2 separate regions of the Homo sapiens genome follow, and region 2 is linked to region 1. The links are chromatin loops, found by intact Hi-C in ENCODE. Cell type or tissue: thyroid gland. All regions are shown on one strand. Links, peaks and the distances in the headings refer to the core of each region. The heading gives the core; the rest is flanking DNA. Region 1 holds the start of CNOT10-AS1 (CNOT10 antisense RNA 1). Region 2 has its middle 17 kb from the start of CCR4.

The links. Peaks named below come from ENCODE experiments on the same cell type or tissue, not always from the same donor. Only the 100,000 strongest peaks of a DNase experiment are listed, where the experiment ranks them.
Region 2: it touches region 1 in a loop (5-fold over the local background); 76 of 110 quality-filtered maps call a loop at or near these places.

What each region holds. Positions count from the first base shown.
Region 1 is chr3:32,732,448-32,743,245 of GRCh38, forward strand. CNOT10 (CCR4-NOT transcription complex subunit 10) reads left to right here. Exons shown (of 19, transcript NM_015442.3): 11 at 976-1,097; 12 at 2,353-2,529; 13 at 4,963-5,043. It overlaps CNOT10-AS1 (CNOT10 antisense RNA 1), which reads right to left and starts at 5,010. Exons shown (of 2, transcript NR_046718.1): 1 at 4,952-5,010. In thyroid gland, for the core only: no CTCF peak of the experiment used is centred there; no DNase peak of the experiment used is centred there.
Region 2 is chr3:32,929,417-32,940,214 of GRCh38, forward strand. No RefSeq gene overlaps it. Among named protein-coding and RNA genes, the nearest start is that of CCR4, 17 kb to the right of the region's middle. RefSeq lists a silencer at 7,376-7,573 and an enhancer at 10,387-10,798. In thyroid gland, for the core only: a CTCF peak has its summit at 4,929 (motif pointing left); no DNase peak of the experiment used is centred there.

The DNA of each region.
Region 1 (10,798 bases), core at 2,166-7,165:
CACACACCTGTACCTGTAGTCCCAGCTACTTGGGAGGCTGAAGCAGGAGGATCACTTGAGCCCAGGAGGCCGAAGTTGCAGTGAGCCGAGATCATGCCACTGTACTCCATCCTGGGCAACAGAGCCAGACCTTGTCTTAAAAAAGAAAAAAAAGAAAGGAAAAAAAAAAAGGTAGATACAGGGGGGTCTCACTATGTTGCCCAGGCTGGTCTCACACTCCTGGTTTCAAGTGATCCTCCTGCCTTAGCTTCCCAAAGGGCTGGGATTACGGGCATGAACCACTGCACCCAACCAAATTAGAGACTTAGAATGAAGGGGGATCATTAATCAAATTATCACTGTGAGCTCTGTAGTGAGATAATACATCTTAATCAAATATCCTAAAGTACTATGTATGTGTAAGTAGCTTTTATTATTTTCAGTTTAATGTTTATTCATTTGGTTTGGGGATTTTAATTTCCTAGAAGGCAAGTATTGTGTCCATGTAAATTTTTACCACGTACAGCTTATTAAAGTTTATATATTGTTGACAATGTAATTAATACTTTGAATTAAGAAGGAAATGATCTGTGTTTAGGAAGTGGAGCGACTTCCTTTTTCTTTTACACTATTTTGGGCTCTCTTATTTTCCTTACTCTGATGTCAAAGTACCTGTAACATGTAGCATGGTACTGGAGGTCTAGAATATTCTAAGTAAATGATTCTAAATAAATTATTGGGACATAATTGAATTGGATTTTGTTCGTAGAATTTTCTCCAATCTCATGTAAACAAAATGTAGCACATATCCCAGATTTTCAGCCTTATATACTTTTTCCACTAATACCAAACATGTTTCCATTATCACCAAAAAAAGTCCTCATTGACTTTAAGAACTTTCTTAAATTTAGAGTAATTGTGAGAGATATTCCCTCATTTTTTATACCACATCTTACAATTCCCTTAAATTTATTGGAAATTATTTGTATTTTGTAGACTTCTGAACAAGAAACTAAAGGCCTTCCCAGCAAAAAAGGAATTGTACAGTCTATTGTTGGTCAAGGCTATCATCGTAAAATAGTTTTGGCATCACAGTCTATACAGAATACTGTTTATAAGTAAGTATTTTGCAAAGAAAAAGTGTATATATATTTAATACTAGTTTACATAATGTTACTTATATATAAAAGTATGATTAGGATTTATCATTGCATAGGAGGAACCACTTTGTAACTAGATTTTATTGCTATTTCAACAAACAGACCCTCATGTATAGGTCCATAGTGAATGTTATCTAACATGATTTTGGTTTATTACATCCATGGGTGCTGCAATTATTGATGGCCTAGGAAACCCTAGTCTGTTCAGTGCCATTATTAAGAATGTCCAGAAGAGGGCATCTTGGTATTTCCTTTTTATGTACTTTTGGTTATCATTGATACTTTTCATTTGGGTATTTTCTTATAGTCCCTAGGACTGAAAATACATGAAAGGGAATTCTTACTATTCAGAGAAAAAAGGTGTATTAAAACATAAAGCAACCAAAGCAGTATAGAAGCTGTCACATGTATAATCTTCATTTGACAATTTGGAATTGCCATTATTTGTAAAGTGGCAAACTTTGCAAATAATTAGCTGCCTTAATTTGTTTTTGTCAAAGAAGAAAATTGTTCTCTACCATTTAAAAGTTTTTCCACAGTTTAAAAAATATCTGATACACAATAATTTAGTCTTAATTTAGTTAAACTATAATGCAAGAATATTTTTTAAAACTATTATGATAAAGCATTTCAAAGTTTTAAAGCAATTTCAAAGTTGTTACTACTTTTCAAAATTTTATTTTTCTCTAGTAAAGATTCTCTTTGGGTATATCAAACCAACAGAAAGTTGTATAAAATGTCAATGAAATTATAAGACAAAAAGTAATGTTGGTGTTTCAAAGTGTATAGAGGCATTTTTGAAAGCAAGGATCAACCAAAGTAAGGCTCAAACGTGAAAATCTGTTTTCTTCCCTTTCGTCCCATTCTTAGTATACCTCTCCTTGCCCTCATTACAGTTGCCCTTGTCTGCAGTTTCTCTAGTATGTTAACATTAACATTGTGATATACATCAAATTATCTCTTCTCCTTGGTCTCATTCCTAGAGACACAGTGTATGTAATTTATATACTTGCAATCCATTATTTATACTATTTACAACCTATACTTAGGATTTGGGTTCTTTAGCATGCTTTTATAACTGCTTATATTAAAATTTCTACCTATCAAAAGGCATAGCTTTCATTTATAATCAATTGGTTTTATTCCTCATAATAAAAGAGCCTTATTTTAAAATATTTTATCCACTTAGCTAATTTGGTTTTGTTCTTTTAAGTGATGGGCAGTCTTCGGCCATTCCTGTAGCCAGTATGGAGTTTGCAGCCATATGTCTCAGAAATGCCTTGTTGCTGCTACCTGAAGAACAGCAAGATCCAAAGCAGGAAAATGGGGCTAAAAATAGTAATCAATTAGGTGGGAACACAGAGAGCAGCGAAAGCAGTGAAACTTGCAGGTATTCTAATCCTTGTGACCTCCTTTGGCAAAATCCTTTCAGGACTTCTTTAGTAAACCCTTTGTTCTTTAAGTAAATTCCTAAAATCTTCAACCTGAATTTCTGAAATTCTGTTTTGCGTAACAAGAAAGGAAAGTATTTATGTTTCTGAGTCTTTCTGGAAGAGAGAAATAAGGTGAAGGCTAAGTTAGGAGAGATCCTTGAAAAAGAAAAGTAGAAAGTAGCAGCTTTGGCCGGACGCAGTGGCTCATGCCTGCCTGTAAAAGGCTGAGGCAAGAAAATTGCTTGAACCCAGGAGGCAGAGGTTGCAGCGAGCCGAGATTGTGCCACTGCACTCCAGCTTTGGCGACAGAGTGAGACTTCATCTCAAAAAAGAAAGTAGCAGCTTTTCATTGACAAGAGGGATATTTGTAAGAAGTCCTGTTGTCAGACAGCTTTAAAAAAAATTTGGCCAGGTGTGGGGGCTCACGCCTGTAATCCCAGCACTTTGGGAGGCCAAGATGGGTAGATCACTTGAGGTTAGGAGTTCAAGACCAGCTGGCCAACATGGTGAAACCCCGTCTCTACTAAAAATACAAAAATTAGCTGGGCGTGGTGGTGGGCACCTATAATCCCCACTACTGGGAAAGCTGAGGCAAGAGAATTACTTGAACCCGGGAGGCAGAGGTTGCAGTGAGCCACGATCATGCCACTGCACTCCATCCAGCCTGGTGACAGAATGAGACTCCATCTCAAAAAAACAGAAAATTTATTAAAATAAACACTTGACTCCTAAAGCTGCTTATTTCTTATTATCCTCTGTCTATCCTCTTAATATACTATAATCACTAACCTCCAGAATATTTTTGTATATTTCTGGTTTTCTAGTATAAATTCAAAATTATGCAAATCTAGGCAGGGTGCTGGAGGAGGCCAAGAGTTCAAGTCTAGTCTGGGCAGCATAGCAAGACCCCATCTCTTCAAAAAAATTAAAAATAAGTAAATAAAAATTATGTGACTATAGAAATTGGGAGAACTTTTGGTAAGGACAAAACACATACCATTATATATAGGGAATTCAGCTTTTTTCTTTCTTTCTTTTCTTTTGTTTTCTTTTTGTTTTGTTTTTTGTTTGTTTGTTTGTTTTTGAGACAGAGTCTCCCTCTGTCACCCAGGCTGGAAAGCAGTGGCACGATCTCAACTCACTGCAACCTCCACCTCACAGGCTCAAGCGATTCTCCTGCCTCAACCCCCTAAATAGCTGGGATTATAGGCCCAGCGCCACTATGCCCGGCTAATTTTTGTATTTTTAGTAGAGATAGGGTTTTGCCATGTTGTCCAGGATGGTCTTGAACTCCTTACCTCAAGTGATCCTCCCTCCTCGGCCTCCCAGAGTGCTGAGATTGCAGGCATGAGCCACTACACCCAGCTGGAAATTCTGCTTTTTATACATGGCATCGTTAAACTTACATCTCCCATCCCAGCATTTTTTCTTGATTATAATAGCAATCAATACATATTTACTATAGAAAATTTGGGCCAGGCATGGTGGCTCACACCTGTAATCCCAGTGCTAAGGGAGACCAAGGCTGAAGGATTGCTTGAAGCTAGGAGTTCGAAGCTAGCCTGTCCAACATAATGAGACCCCATCTCTACAAGAAATAAAAAAATTAGTTGAGTGTGGTGCCAGGCACCATTAGTACCAGCTACTTGGGAGGCTGGTGTAGGAGGATCGCCTGAGCCCAGGAGTTTGAAGCTGCAGTGAGCTATGATCATGCCACACTGCACTCCAGCCTGGGCAACAGTCTCAAAAACCCAGTCTCAAGAAAAGGCAGGGGTTGAGGGGTCAGGGTAATTAGAATAATGAGAAATGCGCGAAAATATTCAGTTATTTCCCTTTTGTAGTAAAGATACTGTTTTCAGTTAGAGATTTTTTAAAGCAGTATTGGAGGGGTGGGGGCAGTGGGGGAAGAAACTAATATACAATATAGCTTTAACATGTTAGTGTTACCAAATTACTAAGTATTTCCATTGTTTAACTCTTTTACACTTTTGTTGTAAAAAGTTACATGGGAGGCCGGGCGAGGTGAGACACCTCTGTAAATCCTAGCACTTTGGGAGGCCAAGGCAGGTGGATCACCTGAGGTCGGGAGTTCGAGACCAGCCTTGCTAACATGGTGAAACCCCGTTTCTACTAAAAATACAAAAAATTAGCTGGGCGTGGTGGTGTGCGCCTGTAATCCCAGCTACTTGGGAGGCTGAGGCGGGAGAATCACTCAAACCTGGGAGGCAGAGGTTGCAGTGAGTTGAGATCGTGCAATTGCACTCCATCCTGAGCGACGAGCAAAACTCTGTCTCAAAAAAAAAGTTGGGAGTAAGGACAGGGAAACAAAATTTTACGTTTAATTATTTATTTGTTGCTCTTCATAATTAAGACTCTTACCTCTATTTTAGCAGTAAAAGCCATGATGGAGATAAATTCATTCCAGCTCCACCTTCTTCTCCATTGAGAAAACAGGAATTAGAAAACTTAAAGTGAGTATCTAAACAAAATTAGCATTGCATCTATTGAAATGAACATATTCATGGCTGGGCACAGTGGCTCATACCTCTAATCCCAGCACTTTGGGAGGCCGAGGCTGGTGGATCACTAGGTCAGGAGTTCGAGACCAGCCTGGCCAAGATAGTGAAACCCTGTCTGTACTAAAAATACAAAAATTAACCGGGCGTGGTGGCAGGCGCCTGTAATCCCAGTTACTTGGGAGGCTGAGGCAGGAGAATTGCTTGAACCCGGGAGGCGGAGGTTGCAGTGAGTGTGCCACTGCACTCTAGCCTGAGCAACTCTGTCTCAAAAAAAAAAAGAACACATTCTTTTTTATCTTGTTGATACTGTTAATATGATGAATTACACTGATCAAATGTTAAACCAATCTTTCAATCTTGTGATAAACCCTACTTGGTCAGAATGTATTTTCTTTTGTATAAATTTTTAGATTTGATTTGTTAATACTTTGTTGGGAATAAGTGCTTCTATATCCGTGAGGAAGATTGGTCCATACTTTTCTTTCCTAGAAATGATTTTGTCAGATTTGGTTTCAGGATTATGCTGACCATATAAATGAGTTGAGAAGTGCTTCATCTTCCTCTGTTTTCTGCAAGAGTCTGTGTAAGATAGGTATTACTCATGGACACAAAGAGGGGAACAACGGGCGCTAAGGCCTCCTGGAGGGTGGAGGGTGGTAGAGGATCAGAAAAAATAACTATTGGGTACTAGGCTTAGTACCTGGGTGACAAAATAATCTGTACAACAAACCCCCATGACACAAGTTTACCATATAACAAACCTGCACATGTAGCCCTGAACTAATAAAAAGGACAGGTATTACTTCTTCCTTAAGTATTTGATAGAATGCACCAGTGAAACCATCTAGCCTAGGATTTTCTTTGCAGGAAGATTTTTGATAATGAATTCAACTTGTTCAACAACACTTTTTTCAGATTTTATATTTCTTTTTTTTTTTTTTTGAGATGGATTCTCGCTCTGTCTCCCAGGCTGGAGTGCAGTGGCGCGATCTCGGCTCACTGCAAGCTCCGCCTCCTGGGTTCACACCATTCTCCTGCCTCAACCTCCCGAGTAGCTGGGACTACAGGCGCCTGCCACCACACAGGGCTAATTTTTTGTATTTTTAGTAGAGACAGGGTTTCACCGTGTTAGCCAGGATGGTCTCGATCTCCTGACGTCGTGATCCACCCACCTCGGCCTCCCAAAGTGCTGGGTTTACAGGCGTGAGCCACAGCATCCGGCCTGTATTTCATCTTATCTCAGTTTGGTTAAGTTTTATTTTTCAAGGAATTTTCTAAGTTGTCAAATTTATTGGCATAACATTGTTCATAATATTTTTTTTACCTTTTTAATGTCTGTAGAATCTGCAGTTATACCTCTATTTTCTTTCTTTTTTTTTTTTTTGAGTTGGAGTTTTACTCTCTGTCCCAGGGTGGAGTGCAGTGGTATGATCTCGGCTCACTGCAACCTCTGCCTACCAGTTTCAGGCGATTCTCCTGCCTCAGCTTCCTAAGAAGCTGGGATTACAGGTGCCTGCTAGCACGCCTGGCTAAATTTTTGTGTTTTTAGTAGAGACGGGGTTTTACCATGTTAGCCAGGCTGGTCTCGAACTCCTGACCTCAGGTGATCCACCCGCCTCAGCCTCCCAAAGTTTTGGGATTACAGGCATGAGCCACTGCGCCCGGCCAGTTTTCATTTGTGATATTTGTGGGATCTCTTGCTTTCTCTCCTTTCTTCCCTAAGCAATCCTGCTAGCAATTTACATATTGGATTGATGTTTTCAGAGAATAGACTTCTACTTCATTTTCTGTTTTCTATTTCGTTTCTGCTCTTTATTTTATTCTTCTACTAACTCTGGTTTATTTTGCTCTTTTTTTAACTTCTTATGCTGGTCACTGATTTTTAGATAAAGGTCCTTTTCTACACAGTTCCCTTTAAGCCTGCTGTGACTTCCTTCCACAAACAGTTATGTTTTATTTGTTTATTTCACTCCATAGTGTCTTTTTTTTCAAAATTAAACTTCATTTAGAGACGATTGTAGATTCACATAATAGTCTAAAAAGTAATACAGATACCTGGGCAACATGGTGAGACCCTGTCTCTAAAAAAATCAAAAAATTAGGCCAGGTGCAGTGGCTCATGCCTGTGATCCCAGCACATTGGTGGGCTGCAGAGGCAGGCAGATCAGCTGAGGTCAGGAGTTCGAGATCAGCCTAGCCAACATGGTGAAACCCCATCTCTCCTAAAAATACAAAAGTTGGCCAGGTGTGGTGGCGGGTGCCTGTAATTCCAGCTACTTGGGAGGCTGAGGCTGGAGAATCACTTGAGCCCAGGAGGCAGAAGTTGCAGTAAGCCAAGACCGCGCCGTTGCACTCCAGCCTGGGCAACAAGAGTGAAACTCCGTCTCGAAAGAAAAAAAGAAAAAAAATTATCTGGGCGTGATGTTGCATGCCTGTGGTTCCAGGTAGCTGGCAGGCTGAGGTGGGAGGATCACTTTAAGCCCTGGAGGTCATGGCTGCAGTAAGCTGTGATTGTACCATCAAACTCCAGCAAGGATGACAGATCGAGGCTCTGTCTCTAAAAATAAAAAATAATACAGAGACCTCATCTACCCTCTACCCAGTTTTCTCAAAGGCAACTTCTTACAGAACTTTAGTACATGCTGGGTGCGGTGGCTCATGCCTGTAATCCCAGCCCTTTGGGAGGCCGAGGTGGGCGGATCACGAGGTCAGGAGTTCAAGACTAGCCTGACCAATATGGTGAAACCCCATCTCTACTAAAAATACAAAAATTAGCTGAGTGTGGTGGCGTGTGCCTGTAGTCCCAGCTATTCGAGAGGCTGAAGCAGGGGAATCGCTTCAACCGGGGAGGCGGAGGGAGGTTGCAGTGAGCCAAGATCGTGCTATTGCCTAGACAACAGACTCTGTCTCAAAACAAAAAAAGAACTTTAGTACAATATCACAGTCAAGATATTGACATTGATACAGTAAAGATACAGAACTTTTTTTGTTTTACAATATTTTCATTACATTCAATTTCTTAAAATTTTTTTAAAATTTTGTGGCTGGGCGCGGTGGCTCATGCCTGCAATCCCAGCACTTTGGGAGGCCGAGGCGGGTGGATCACAAGGTCAGGAGATCGAGACCATCCTAGCTAACACGGTGAAACCCTGTCTCTATTAAAAATACAAAAAATTAGCCGGGCGTGGTGGCGGGCGCCTGTAGTCCCAGCTACGCGGGAGGCTGAGCCAGGAGAATGGCGTGAACCTGGGAGACGGAGCTTGCAATAAGCCGAGATCGCACCACTGCACTCCAGCCTGGACGACAGAGCGAGACTCCGTCTTAAAAAAAAAAAAAAAAAAAATTTGTGTAGGTGTGGGGTCTTGATGTCCTGCCCAAGCTGATCTCAAACTTCTGGCCTCAAGCAATCCTCCCACCTTGGCCTCCCAAAGCACTGGGATTATAGTTGTGAGCCACCGTGCCTAACCCAGAACATTTTTATTACTACGAAAGATCCCTCATATTGCCCTCTTATAGCCATACCCACTTCCACTCCTGCTCCTGCCCCTTATTTAACCCTTGGTTACGACTAATCTCTTTTTAATTTCTATAATTTTGTCTTTCAAAAATGTTATATAAATGGAATCATACAGCATGTAACCTTTTGGGATTGATTTTTTTCATTCAGTATAATTCTTGGAAAATTCATTTAAGTTTGCTGAGTAAATCAATTGTTGTTCCTTTTTATTGGTGAGTATTATTCCATGGTATGATTGTACCTCAGTTTAATCATTCACCTTTTGTAGGACATCTAGCTTTATTCCATTCCAGTTTGGGGCTGTTACAAATAAAGCTGCTAGAAATATTCACAGGTATTTATGTGCACATAAATCTTTGTCTCTCAGGATGAACGTCCAACAGTGCTGCATAGTAGGGGAGTTACATGTCTAATATTTTAAGAAACTGCCAAGGCCAGGCGTGGTGGCTCACGTCTGTAATCCCAGCACTTAGGGCGGCCGAGGCGAGCGGATCACGAGGTCAGGAGTTCAAGACCAGCCTGGCCAACATAGTGAAACCCTGTCTATACTAAAAATACAAAAAATTAGCCAGGCATGGTGGCGTGCACCTGTAGTCCCAGCTACTCTGGAGGCTGAGGCAGGAGAATCGTTTGAACCCAGGAGGCAGAGGTTGTGGTGAGCCGAAATCGTGCCACTGCCCCCCAGCCTGGGCGACAGAGCGAGACTCCGTCTCAAAAAAAAAAAAAAACAGAAGAAAAGAAACTGCCAAACTCTTTTAACAGAGTGACTATACCATTTTACATTCCCACCAGTGATGTATGAGTGATCCAGTTTCTTTACCACAATATTTCTTATTTTCTTTTTTAAAAAAATTTATTTTTTCATCACATACTTGTTTTGATATTTGTGTGTGTTGTAGGTTTTTATTTTATTTTTTATTTTATTTTATTTTATTTTTTTGCCAGGCTGGAGTGCAATGGCATGACCTCGGCTCACTGCAACCTCCGCCTCCTGGGTTCAAGCAGTTCTCCTGCCTCAGCCTCCCGAGTAGCTAGGACTACAGATGTGTACCACCACGTCCAGCTAATTTTTGTATTTTTAGTAGAGACGGGGTTTCACCATGTTGGCCAGGATAGTCTCTTGACCTCGTGATCCACCGACCCCGGCCTCCCAAAGTGCTGGGATTACAGGCATCCCAGCACCTGGCCTGTTATAGGCACTTTTTACTTTACTCATTCTAATAGGGAAGTAAGATGTGTAGTGCTATCTCATTGTGATTTTTATTTGCATTTCTCTAATGAACTTCTTTTCATGTGGTATAGCTTTTTGTTTTGTTTTGGTGTGTTGTCATTGTTGCCGTTGTTCTGAGACAGTCTTGCTGTGTTGCCCAGGCTGGAGTGCAATGGAAGGAACTCAGCTCACTGCAACCTCCGCCTCCCAGGTGCAAGCGACTCTCATGCCTCAGCCTCCTGAGTAGCTGAGATTACAGGCATGTGCCACCACACCCGGCTAATTTTTGTATTTTTGGTAGAGATGGGGTGTCACCATGTTGGTCAGGCCGGTCTCAAACTCCTGAGCTCAAGTGATCTGCCCGCCTCAGCCTCCCACAGTGCTGAGATCATAGGCGTGAGCCACCGCATCTGTCCTTTACCAGTAATTTTGTAGTCTGTAAACTGCTCTGTACCTTACTTTGTTCCCATATCAGCACAAACCTTTGTTTCACTCTTTCTCATGGGTGCCTAGAGTTGCATTTTGTGGATATGATCTAATTTATCTAACATTGCTTTTTATTGAGCTGTTTATAATGTTTTCAGCTTTTGCTGTTACAAATAATGCTGCAGTGAATATGGTTATACACATTTAAAGGGAATCCTTAATGAAGAAGACATTTGAAACAGTTTTTCAAACTTGATTTAAGTTTTACAAGTTTACTTGAATGAATACTAATCTTTTTTTTTTTTTTTTTTTGAGATAGATTTTTGCCCTTGTTCCCCAGGCTGGAGTGCAATGGTGTGTCTTGGCTCACTGCAACATCCGCCTCCTGAGTTCAAGCAGTTCTCCTGCCTCAGCCTCCCAAGTAGCTGGAATTACAGGCATACGCCACCATGCCCAGCTAATTTTTTATATTTTTAGTAGAGGTGGGGTTTCACCATGTTGGTCAGGCTAGTCTCGAACTCCTGACCGCAGGTGATCCATCCGCCTTAGCTTCC
Region 2 (10,798 bases), core at 1,918-6,917, 200 kb after region 1:
TCCGCCTCCTGGGTTCATGCCATTCTCCTGCCTCAGCCTCCCAAGTAGCTGGGACTACAGGCACCAACCAGCATGCCTGGCTGATTTTTTTTTTTTTTTTTTTTTGTATTTTTAGTGGAGACAGGGTTTCACCATGTTAGCCAGGATGGTCTCAATCTCCTGACCTCGTGATCCACCCACCTCGGCCTCCCAAAGTCCTGGGATCACAGGCGTGAGCCACTGCGCCCGGCCACCTCTTTCTTTTGTAAATTGCCCTGTCTCAGGTATGTCTTTATCAGCAGCCTGTACTAATAGACTAATACAGTAAATTGGTACCAGTAGAGTGGGGTGTTGCTGAGTAGATACCCAAAAATGTGGAAATGACTTTGGAACTGGGTAACAGGCAGAGATTGGAACAGTTTGGAGGACTCAGAAGAGAGGAAAATGTAGGAATGTTTGCAACTCCCTAAAGACTTGTTGAATGACTTTGACCAAAATGCTGATAATGATGTGGACAATGAAATCCAGGCTAAGGTGGTCTCAGATGGAGATGAGGAAATTTTGGGAACTGGAGCAAAGGTGACTCTTGTTATGTTTTAGCAAAGAGACTGGCAATATTTTGCCTCTGCCCTAGAGATTTGTGGAACTTTGAACTTGAGAGAGATTATTGAGGGTATCTGGCAGAAGAAATTTCTAAGCAGCAAGGCATACAAGAGGTGACTTGGGTGCTATTAAAGGCATTCAGTTTTATAAGGGAAACAGAGCATAAAAGTTCAGAAAATTTGCAGTCTGACAATCCGATAGAAAAGAAAATCCCATATACTGCGAAGAAACTCAAGGCTGCATAAATTTGCATAAGTAACGAGGAACCAAATGTTAATCCCCAAGACAATGGGGAAAATGTCTCCAGGGCATGTCAGAGGTCTTCATGGCAGTCCCTCCCATCAGAGGCCCAGAGGCCTAGGAGGAAAGGATGGTTTTGTGGGCTGGGCCTAAGGTCCCTGTGCTGTGTGCAGCCTAGGGACTTGGTGCCCTATGTCCCAGCCATTCCAGCTGTGGCTGAAAGGGGCCAATGTGGATCTCAGGCCATGGCTTTAGAGGGTATAAGCCCCACCCTTGGCAACCTCCATGTGGTGTTGAGTGCACAGAAGTCAAGAACTGAGGTTTGGGAACCTCTGCCTAGATTTCAGAAAATGTATGGAAATGCCTGTATGTCCACGCAGAAGTTTGCTGCAGGGGTGGGCCTCTCATGGAGAACCTCTGCTAGGGCAGTGTGGAAGGGAAATGTGGGGTCAGAGTCCCCACACAGAATCCCTACTGGGGTACCACCTAGTGGAGCTGTGAGAAGAGGGCCACCAGTCCCCAGGGTCCTCAAGACCCCAGAATGGTAGATCCACTGACAGCTTGCACCATGCGCCTGGAAAAGCCACAGACACTCAATGCCAACCCAGGAAAGCAGCTGGGAGACAGTCTGTACCCCGCAGAGTCACAGGGGCGGAGCTGCTGAAGACCATGGGAACCCACATCTTGCATCAGCATGACCTGGATGTGAGACGTGGTGACAAGGGAGATCATTTTGGAGATTTAAGATTTGACTGCCCCACTGGATTTTGGACTTGCATGGGACCTGTAGCCCCTTTGTTTTGCCCAACTTCTCCCATTTGGAATGGCTGTATTTACCCAATGTCTGTACCTTGACTGTATCTAGGAAGTAACTAACCTGCTTTTGATTTTACAAGCTCATAGGTGGAAGAGACTTGCCTTGTCTCGGATGAGACTTTGGACTGTGGATTGTTGAGTTAATGCTGAAATGAGTTAAGATTTGGGGGACTATTGGGAAGGCACGATTGGTTTTGAAATGTGAGGAGATGAGATTTGGGAGGGGCCAGGGGCAGGATGATATGGTTTGGCTGTGTCCCCACCCAAATCTCATCTTGAATTCCTGTGGGAGATAATTGAATCATGGTGGCAAGTCTTTCCTGTGCTGTTCTCATGACAGTGAATAAGTGTCATGAGATCTCATGGTTTTAAAAAGAGGAGTTCCCCTGCACAAGCTCTCTCTTTTTGCCTGCTGTCATTCATGTAAGACGTGACTTGCTCCTCCTTGCCTTCAGCCATAATTGTTAGGCTTCCCCAGCCATGTGGAACTGTAAGTCCAATTAAACCTCTTTCTTTTGTAAATTGCTCTATCTTAGGTATGTCTTTATCAGCAGTGTGAAAACGGATTAATATAGGTCCCATTTATTTATTTTTGGTTTTGTCACATTTGCTTTTGGGGTGTTAGTCATGAATTCTTTGCCTAGGCCAATGTCCAGAAAAGTTTTCCAATGTTATATTCCAGAATTTTTATGGTTTCAGGTCTTAGATTTAAGTCTTTATACATCTTGAGTTGATTTTTGTATAGGGCGAGAGATGGAGATCCAGTTTCACTCTTTTTTTTTTTTTTTTTTTGAGATGGAGTCTCACTCTGTTGCCCAGGCTGGAGTGCAGTGGCACGATCTCAGCTCACTGCAACCTCCACCCTCCAAGTTCAAGCGATTTTCCTGCCTCAGCGTCCCAAATAACTGAGATTACAAGCACCTGCCACTGGGCCCAGCTGATTTTTTGTATTTTTTTAGTAGAGCTGGGATTTCACCATCTTGGCCAGGCTGGTCTTGAACTCCTGACCTCACGATCCACCCACCTCAGCCTCCCAAAGTGCTAGGATTACAGGTGTGAGCCACTGCGCCTGGCCTCCAGTTTCAGTCTTTTATATGTGGCTTGTCAGTTTTCCCAGCACCATTATTTATTTATTTATTTATTTATTTATTTATTTATTTATTTTAGAGATGGAGTCTTGCTCTGTCACCCAGGCTAGAGTGCAGTGGCGCGATCTCGGTTCACTGCAACCTCTGCCTCCCGGGTTCAAGCAATTCTCCTGCCTCAGCCTCCCAAGTAGCTGGGATTACAGGTGCCCACCACCATACCTGGCTAAGTTTTGTGTTTTTAGTAGAGATGGGGTTTCACCATGTTGGCTAGGCTGGTCTCAAACTCCTGACCTTGTGATCTGCCCACCTCGGCCTGTAATCAAAGTGCTGGGGTTACAGGCATGACTCACCATGCCTGGCCTTCCAGCACCATTTATTGAATAGGGTATCCTTTCTCCAATTTATGTTTTTGTATGGTTTGTTGAAGATCAATTGGCTGTAAGTATTTGGTTTTATTTCTGGGTTCTCTATTCTGTTCCATTGGTCTAAGTGCCTATTTTTATACTAGTCCCAGTAGTACTGGTACTACAGTACTGTAGTCTACAGTCTTGTAGTATAATTTGAAGTCCAGTAATGTGATGCCTCCACATTTGTTCTTTTTGCTTAGGATTGCTTTGGCTATGCAGGCTCTTCTTTGGTTTCATGCGAACTTTAGGGTTGTTTTTCTAGTTCTGTGAGAAATGATGATGATATTTTGTTAGGAATAGCATAAAATCTGTAGTTTGCTTTGGGTAGTATGGTCATTTTCACAATATTACCTTCCCATCCATGAACATGGCATATGTTTCCATTTTTTTGTGTGTCATCTATGATTTCTTTCAGCATGTTTTGTAGTTTTCCTTGTAGAGATCTTTCACCTCCCTTGATTAAGTACACTCCTAGGGTATTGTTTTTGGGTTTTTTTTTTTTTTTTTTTTCAGTTGTTATAAAAGGGATTGAATTCTTGATTTGATTCTCAGTTTGGTCATCGTTGGCATACAGTAGTGCTACTGATTTGTGTACATTAATTTTGTAAACTGAGACTTTATTGAATTTATTAGATCTAGGAGCCTTTTGCATAAGTCTTTAGGGTTTTCGAGGTATACAGTCCTATCATCATCAAGCAATCCTCCCACCTCAGCCTCCCAAAGCAATCCTCACATTTCGGCCTCCCAAAGTGTTGGGATTACAGGCGTGAGCCACTGCCCCTAGCTTATTTTTAATTTGTAAATTTTTTTCTCAAATATTTTCCATTCTTTCTTGGTTGAATTTGAGGATGCAGAACCTGCAGCTGTGATGTCCTGACTGCGCTGAAATATGATGGTTGTCTCAAGAAAAAGTTATTGGGGCCTGGTGCAGTGGCTCACACCTGTAATCTCACCACTTTGGGAGGACAAAGTGGGAGGATTGCTTGAGGCCAGGAGTTTAAGACCAGCCTGGGCAACTTAGTGAGACCCTATCTCTACCAAAAATAAAAGAAATTAGCTGTGCATGGTGGCATGTGCCTGTAGTCCCAGCTACTTGGGAGTCAAAGGTCGGGGAATTGCTTGAGCCTGGGAGGTCAAGGCTGCAATAAGCCATGAAAGAAAGCACCACTGCACTCCAGCCTGGGTGACAGAGCAAGACTCTGAAAAAAAAAAAGAAAGAAAGAAAAGAAAGGAAGGAAGGAAGAAAGGAAGAAAGGGAGAAAGAAAAAGTTCTTGGATAGGCTGGGCACGGTGGCTCACGTCTGTAATCCCAGCACTTTGGGAGGCCGAGGCAGGCGGATCACGAGGTCAAGAGTTCGAGACCAGCCTGACCAACATAGTGAAACCCTGTCTCTGCTAAAAATACAAAAATTAGCTGGGCGTAGTGGCGCGTGCCTGTAATCCCAGCTACTTGGGAGGCTGGGGCAGGAGAATCGCTTGAACCTGGGAGGTGGAGGTTGGTTGCAGTGAGCCAAGATCGCACCACTGCATTCCAGCCTGGGTGACAGAGCGAGACTCTTGTCTCAAAAAAAAAAAAAGAAAAAAGAAAAGAAAAAGTTCTTGGATAATTTAAGTTGTGAGCTGAAGTAGCATTTATTTTGTGGAATTCTTTTATATAGTTAAAAATATTTTCTGAAATGAAATGTTGTCTGTGAGTTTTAAAGGCAAAATTGTAAATTTATCATGAAATCAATTTTCTAAATACTGGTCAATATAAATTGGAAAATGCTGCTGTACCTGCTGCCATCTGCTGGCAGGTTTCATTTCCCTAAAACAGCAATTTTCAAAGTGTGGTCTATGGATCCTGGGGGGAATGGGGGGAAAGAGGTCCCTGAGATCCCTTCCTGAGTATCCATGATATCAAAACTGTATTCCTAATAATACTATAACTTTATCTTTTTCACTCTGTTGATATTTGCTCTGATGGCGGGCAAAACCACTGAGGATCTTTGGACAAATCAAGGCACAACCACCAAACTGAACTTAAAAATGTACTTTCTTCACTGCTGTGCACTCCCAGAACCAGTTTCACTTAATAATGTCCTTGCAGGGCCAGGTGCGGTGGCTCACACCTATAATACCAGAACTTCGGGAGGCCGAGGCGGGAGAATCACTTGAGACCAGGAGTTCAAGACCATCCTGGTCAACCTAGCAAGACCCCATCTCTATAAAAAATAAATTCAAAAAAAAATTAGCTGGGTGTGGTGGCACGCACCTGTAGTCCTTAGCTATTTGGCAGGTTGAGGCAGGAGGATCTTTTGAGCCCAGGAGTTCAAGGTTACAGTGAGCTATGATTGTGCCACTGCACTTCAGCCTGGGTGACAGAGCAAGACTTTGTCTGTAATAATAATAATGATAATAGGCCGGGAGCGGTGGCTCACGCCTGTAATCCCAGCACTTTGGGAGGCCGAGGCGGGTGGATCACGAGGTCTGAAGATCAAGACCATCCTGGCTAACACGGTGAAACCCCTCTCTACTAAAAAATACAAAGCATTAGACGGGCGTGGTGGCGGGCGCCTGTAGTCCCAGCTACTCGGGAGGCTGAGGCAGGAGAACGGCGTGAACCCAGCAGGCGGAGCTTGCAGTGAGCCAAGATCGCGCCACTGCACTCCAGCGACAGAGCAAGACTCCATCTCAAAAAAATACATATATATAATAATAATGATAATAATCTCTTTGATAAAGTAGGAAAAAGTAATTTTTTTATCTCTACCCTTGAATTCACATGGAACTCCATTTTGCTTGAAAAAATGACAAACCATATATGATTCTTCTTTTTTTTTTTTTTTGATATAGGGTCTGGCTCTGTCACCCAGGCTGGAGTACAGTGGTGGGATCTTGGCTTACTGCAGCCTCTGCCTCCAGGGCTCAAGTGATCCTCCTTCTTCAGCCTCCTGAGTAGCTGGGACTACAGGCATGCACCACGACGCCTGGCTAATTTTTGTATTTTTTGTAGAGATGGAGTTTTCCCATGTTGTCCAGGCTGGCCTTGAACTCCTGGGCTCAAGCAATCCACCTGCCTTGGCCTCTCAAAATGTTGGGATTACAGGCATGAGCCACTGCACCGGGCCCCTTTATGATTCTTTAAACAAGGTGTTTGGTAGATATTTTATTGAAAATAAATAAAATAAGCTTGTGATTTCAAGTGAAACAACTGATAATGTTTGTCGCCACTGGTAAAATTTGAGCTTTCAAGCAAAAATTATACTTTAAGAAAATTTGTATTTGTTATCATGAATATGACCACTTGCCAGGAAGAATTTTCTGATGAGATCAGTGTGACATTACTGAATCCCATACGGTAGGCAGAATAATGGCCCCCAAGGGTGTCCATGTTCTAATCCCCAGAACCAGTGAATGTGTTTCTCTACATTCCAAAGGAACCTGGGTTAGGTGTAATAACAAGGGTCCTTGTAAAAAGAAGGCATGAGTTAAGAGAGGAGAGAAGATGCTACATTGCTGGCTTTAAAGACGGAGGAAGAGGCCATGAACCAAGGAATGTAGGTGGCCACTGGAAGCTGGAAAAGACAAGGAAACAGATTCTTCCCTAGAACCTCTAGAAGGAACCAGCCCTACTAACACCCAGAGAAACTGATTTCTGATTTCTGCCTGCCAGACTGTAAGATGGTAAATTAACGTTCTTTAAGCCACTGAATTTTGTAGTGGTTGTTTGTTACAACAGTAACAAAAAACTCTTACAGTGAGGTTTTGATATTGCATAATGAAATGTGAAAAATTTCACATTTTTCTTAAATCTCACAATTCAACTTGACTGAACCTTAACCAAATTGATCCCACTTCTCAATTATATGCAAGTAGGATCATTTACCAGCACTCAGTAATTAATGACATATCTCTTTTCCTTTTTTTAATAAAACCAGGAGACCCAAAGAAATACATCTTGGAATTTTTAACAATGTGTTCATGTCTCATACAGGAAATGAGCCTGGATCCTAAAACGATGGTAGATGATGGGTTTTATAATTGAGACAAACTGTTGTGCCATGGATATATTTTATTACACGAACTGATTACATCTGCTTGTTGTGTGTTGTAAATATTGTTCACATAAGTGATTTTGGTTCTCAAAGGTATGTGTATACTTAGGCACACACATAGAAACACACTGTGGTTTGATGAGATGTTCCTGTTATCATTTTTGTGATATTTTGTTATATAAAGTTATAAATATTTTCAGAGAAAGAAAAAGTTATTTTGTTTAAGTATCATTAATATTACATGAAAAAAATACGTATTTTTTGAGACGAAGTCTTGCTCTGTTGCCCAGGCTGGGGTGCAATGGCACGATCTCGGCTCAATGCAACCTCTGCCTCCTGGGTTCAAGTGATTCTCCTGCCTTAGCCTCCTGAGTAGCTGGGATTACAGTCATGTGCCACCATGCCCGGCTAATTTTTTTATTTTTAGTGGAGATGAGGTTTTACCATGTTGGCCAGGCTGGTCTCCAACTCCTGACCTCAGGTGATCCACCCACCTTGGCCACCCAAAGTGCTGGGATTACAGGCGTGAGCCACTGCACCTGGCCTTTGAAAATATTTTGAATCAAAATAAATTAAGTTTCAGCCAGGCACATGGCTCATTACTGTAATTCCAGAACTTTGGGAGGCCAAGACAGGAGGATTAGTTGAGCCCAGGAAGTTTGAGTTTGCAATGAGCTGTGATTGCACCACTGTACTCCAGCCTGGGTGACACAGATACTGTCTCTCTAAAAAAGCTTTTTAAAAACTAAATTTCACATTAAGTATCACTTATCTTGGAATGTTCTTTGGAATGTCCAAATGTCCAAATGCAGTGAGAGAACCACAGTGACAATGTTCAGCCATTCATATTTCATTTCCCTCTCCACACTGACATCTGGCACTTAGGAAGGCTTAGTACATCCCAGCCCTTAACCCTGTGGTGCTAATATTTACGCAGGGTCAGTGGCTGAGTGTTGATGTGGGAGTGTCCAGGAAATGACAGGGGCTAAAGGAGGCTGGGGGAGAGGGATGAGGGGAGGAAAAGGATATCTACTCCCAAGGGATGGGAGAGACAGTATTTGACACCCGAGGACTCTGAGGAAGGAGTAATCCTAAGGGGCTGGCCCTGGGTTTCTTCTACTGTTTCTAAACAGGCTCACTTTTCTTTGTTGAAAGCCTGGGTTTTGCAGTTTATGGCCCCACTATTTGGCTCAACATGGTGCTATTATTTTTTTCTTTTTTTTCTTTTTTGAGACAGGGTCTCACTCTGTCACACAGGCTGGAGTGCAGCGGCACGATCTCGGCTCACTGCAACCTCCACCTCCCGAGTCCAAGCGATTCTTATACCTCAGCCTCCCTAGTAGCTAGGACTACAGGCATGCCACCACGCCCGGCTAATTTTTTGTATTTTTAATAGAGATGGAGTTTCACCATGTTGGCCAGGCTGGTCTCATACTCCTGACCTCAAATGATCTGGCCGCCTCGGCCTCCCAAAGTGCTGGGATTACAGGCATGAGCCACCACACCGAGCCAGTGCTATTATTTTCTGACAGTTTTTCCTTCTCTTTTTACGCTAGACCAAAAAAAACATGGCAGCAACAGATCATGGTGCGCCTCCGCAGTCTCTGCCAGTTGCCACAGCCACCTCCTGCCTCCACAGGTCCCACCCAAGGATTCTCAGAGGTGCAGGAATGAGATTTCTTTCCAGCTCCCTTCCTGGTGGTGGCTCCTCATGTCACACAGAAATAGTTACCACCACGCTGTGGGAACTATTTCTCTATAGTAAAATTCCCTGTGATATTTTCTTTTCCCTATTATCCTTTCGTAGACAACATGGCAGTATTAAAATTGTTTATATTCTTCAAATATATGCACCTGTGTTTATATATGTTGTGTTTCCAATCGTGTTTAACAGAGAAGGGATGGATTCTTAGGTCAGGAGGGAGAAAGAATCTCATCCAGGGCTGACTGAAAAGTAGGAGGAAACTGGTTATTCCAGAGACAGGATTTGATAGTTTGTATACAGGTAGGTGGGTAGGTGGTTGTTGGTGCAGAGAATATATCCTAAAGAATTGCATCCTTGGGTGATGAGACATTTTGGTATTAGTGATTATGGAAGAGGCAGCTCTCTTCTGGCCTTTAACATACTCGTTTTTTGTTTTTTGTTTTTTTTTTTTTTGAGACAGAATTTCACTCTTGTTGCCCAGGCTGGAGTGCAACGGTGTGATCTCAGCTCACTGCAACCTCCACCTTCCGAGTTCAAGTGATTCTCCTACCTCAGCCTCAGGAAAGTAGCTGAAATTACAGGCGCCCGCCACCACTCCCAGCTAATTTTTGTATTTTTAGTAAAGACGGGTTCACCATGTTGGCAGGGCTAGTCTCAAACTCCTGATCTCAGGTGATCCACCTGCCCGTCTCCCAAAGTGCTGGGATTACAGGAATGAGCCACCGTGCCTGGCCCGTACTTATTTATTAATATAAACAAATTAATAATCAGACTTATAATTTAGTTATATATTTATGTTAGTTTCCCAAAGGGCTAATTTTACACAATGAGGCTTCAGTCTGGGGAGTAGGACATTATTTGGGGCTTAAAAAAAGAAAAAAAGATGGTCAATCTATCTCTGGAATATTGAAGTTCATTTCTGGATACTTTATTCTGTATCCATGGTTTTATCCCTGCACCAATACCACCAATACCAATCAGGTTGTTAGTTTTTGTTATTGTTTTTGAGTTGTAGAAGTTCTTTATCTATTTTGAATATTAACCTCTTGTTGGATATATGATTTGCAAATATTTTCTCCCATAGCATCCAACCCCTTGAAACTCTGTCTCAAAAAAACAAAACACACACACACACAAACACACACACACACACACAAACGAGTATGTGAAAGCCCAGAAGAGAGCTGCCTCTTACATAGTCACTAATACTGAGAGGTGACAGCGTGCTGGCAGTCCTCAGAGCCCTCGCTTGCTCTCGGCGCCTCCTCTGCCTGGGTTCCCACTTTGGCGGCATTTGAGGAGCCCTTCGGCCCGCCGCTGCACTGTGGGAGCCCCATTCTGGGCTGGCCAAGGCCAGAGCCGGCTCCCTCAGCTTGCAAGGAGGTGTGGAGGGAGAGGCGCGAGCAGGAACCAGGGCTGCGAGCAGCGCTTGCGGGCCAGCTGGAGTTCTGGGTGGGCGTGGGCTTGGCTGACCCCGCACTTGGAGAAGCCCGCCAGCCCTGTCGGCCCCGGGCAGTGAGGGGCTTAGCACCCGGGCCAGCGGCTGCGGAGGGTGTACTGGGTCCCCCAGCAGTGCCAGCCCACAGGCGCTGCGCTCAATTTCTCGCTGGGCCTTAGCTGCCTTCCCACGGGGCAGGCCTCGGGACTGCAGCCCACCATGCCTGAGCCTTCCCCCGCCTCCGTGGGTTCCTGTGCAGCCTGAGCCTCCCCGACGAATGCCGCCCCCTGCTCCAGGGCGCCCAGTCCCATCGACCGCCCAAAGGGTGAGGAGTGCGAGCGCATGGCGCGGGACTGGCAGACAGCTCCACCTGCAGCCCCAGTGCGGGATCCACTGGGTGAAGACAGCTGGGCTCCTGAGTCTGGTAGGGATGTGGAGTCTTTATATCTAGCTCAGGGATTGTAAGCACACCAATCAGCACCCTG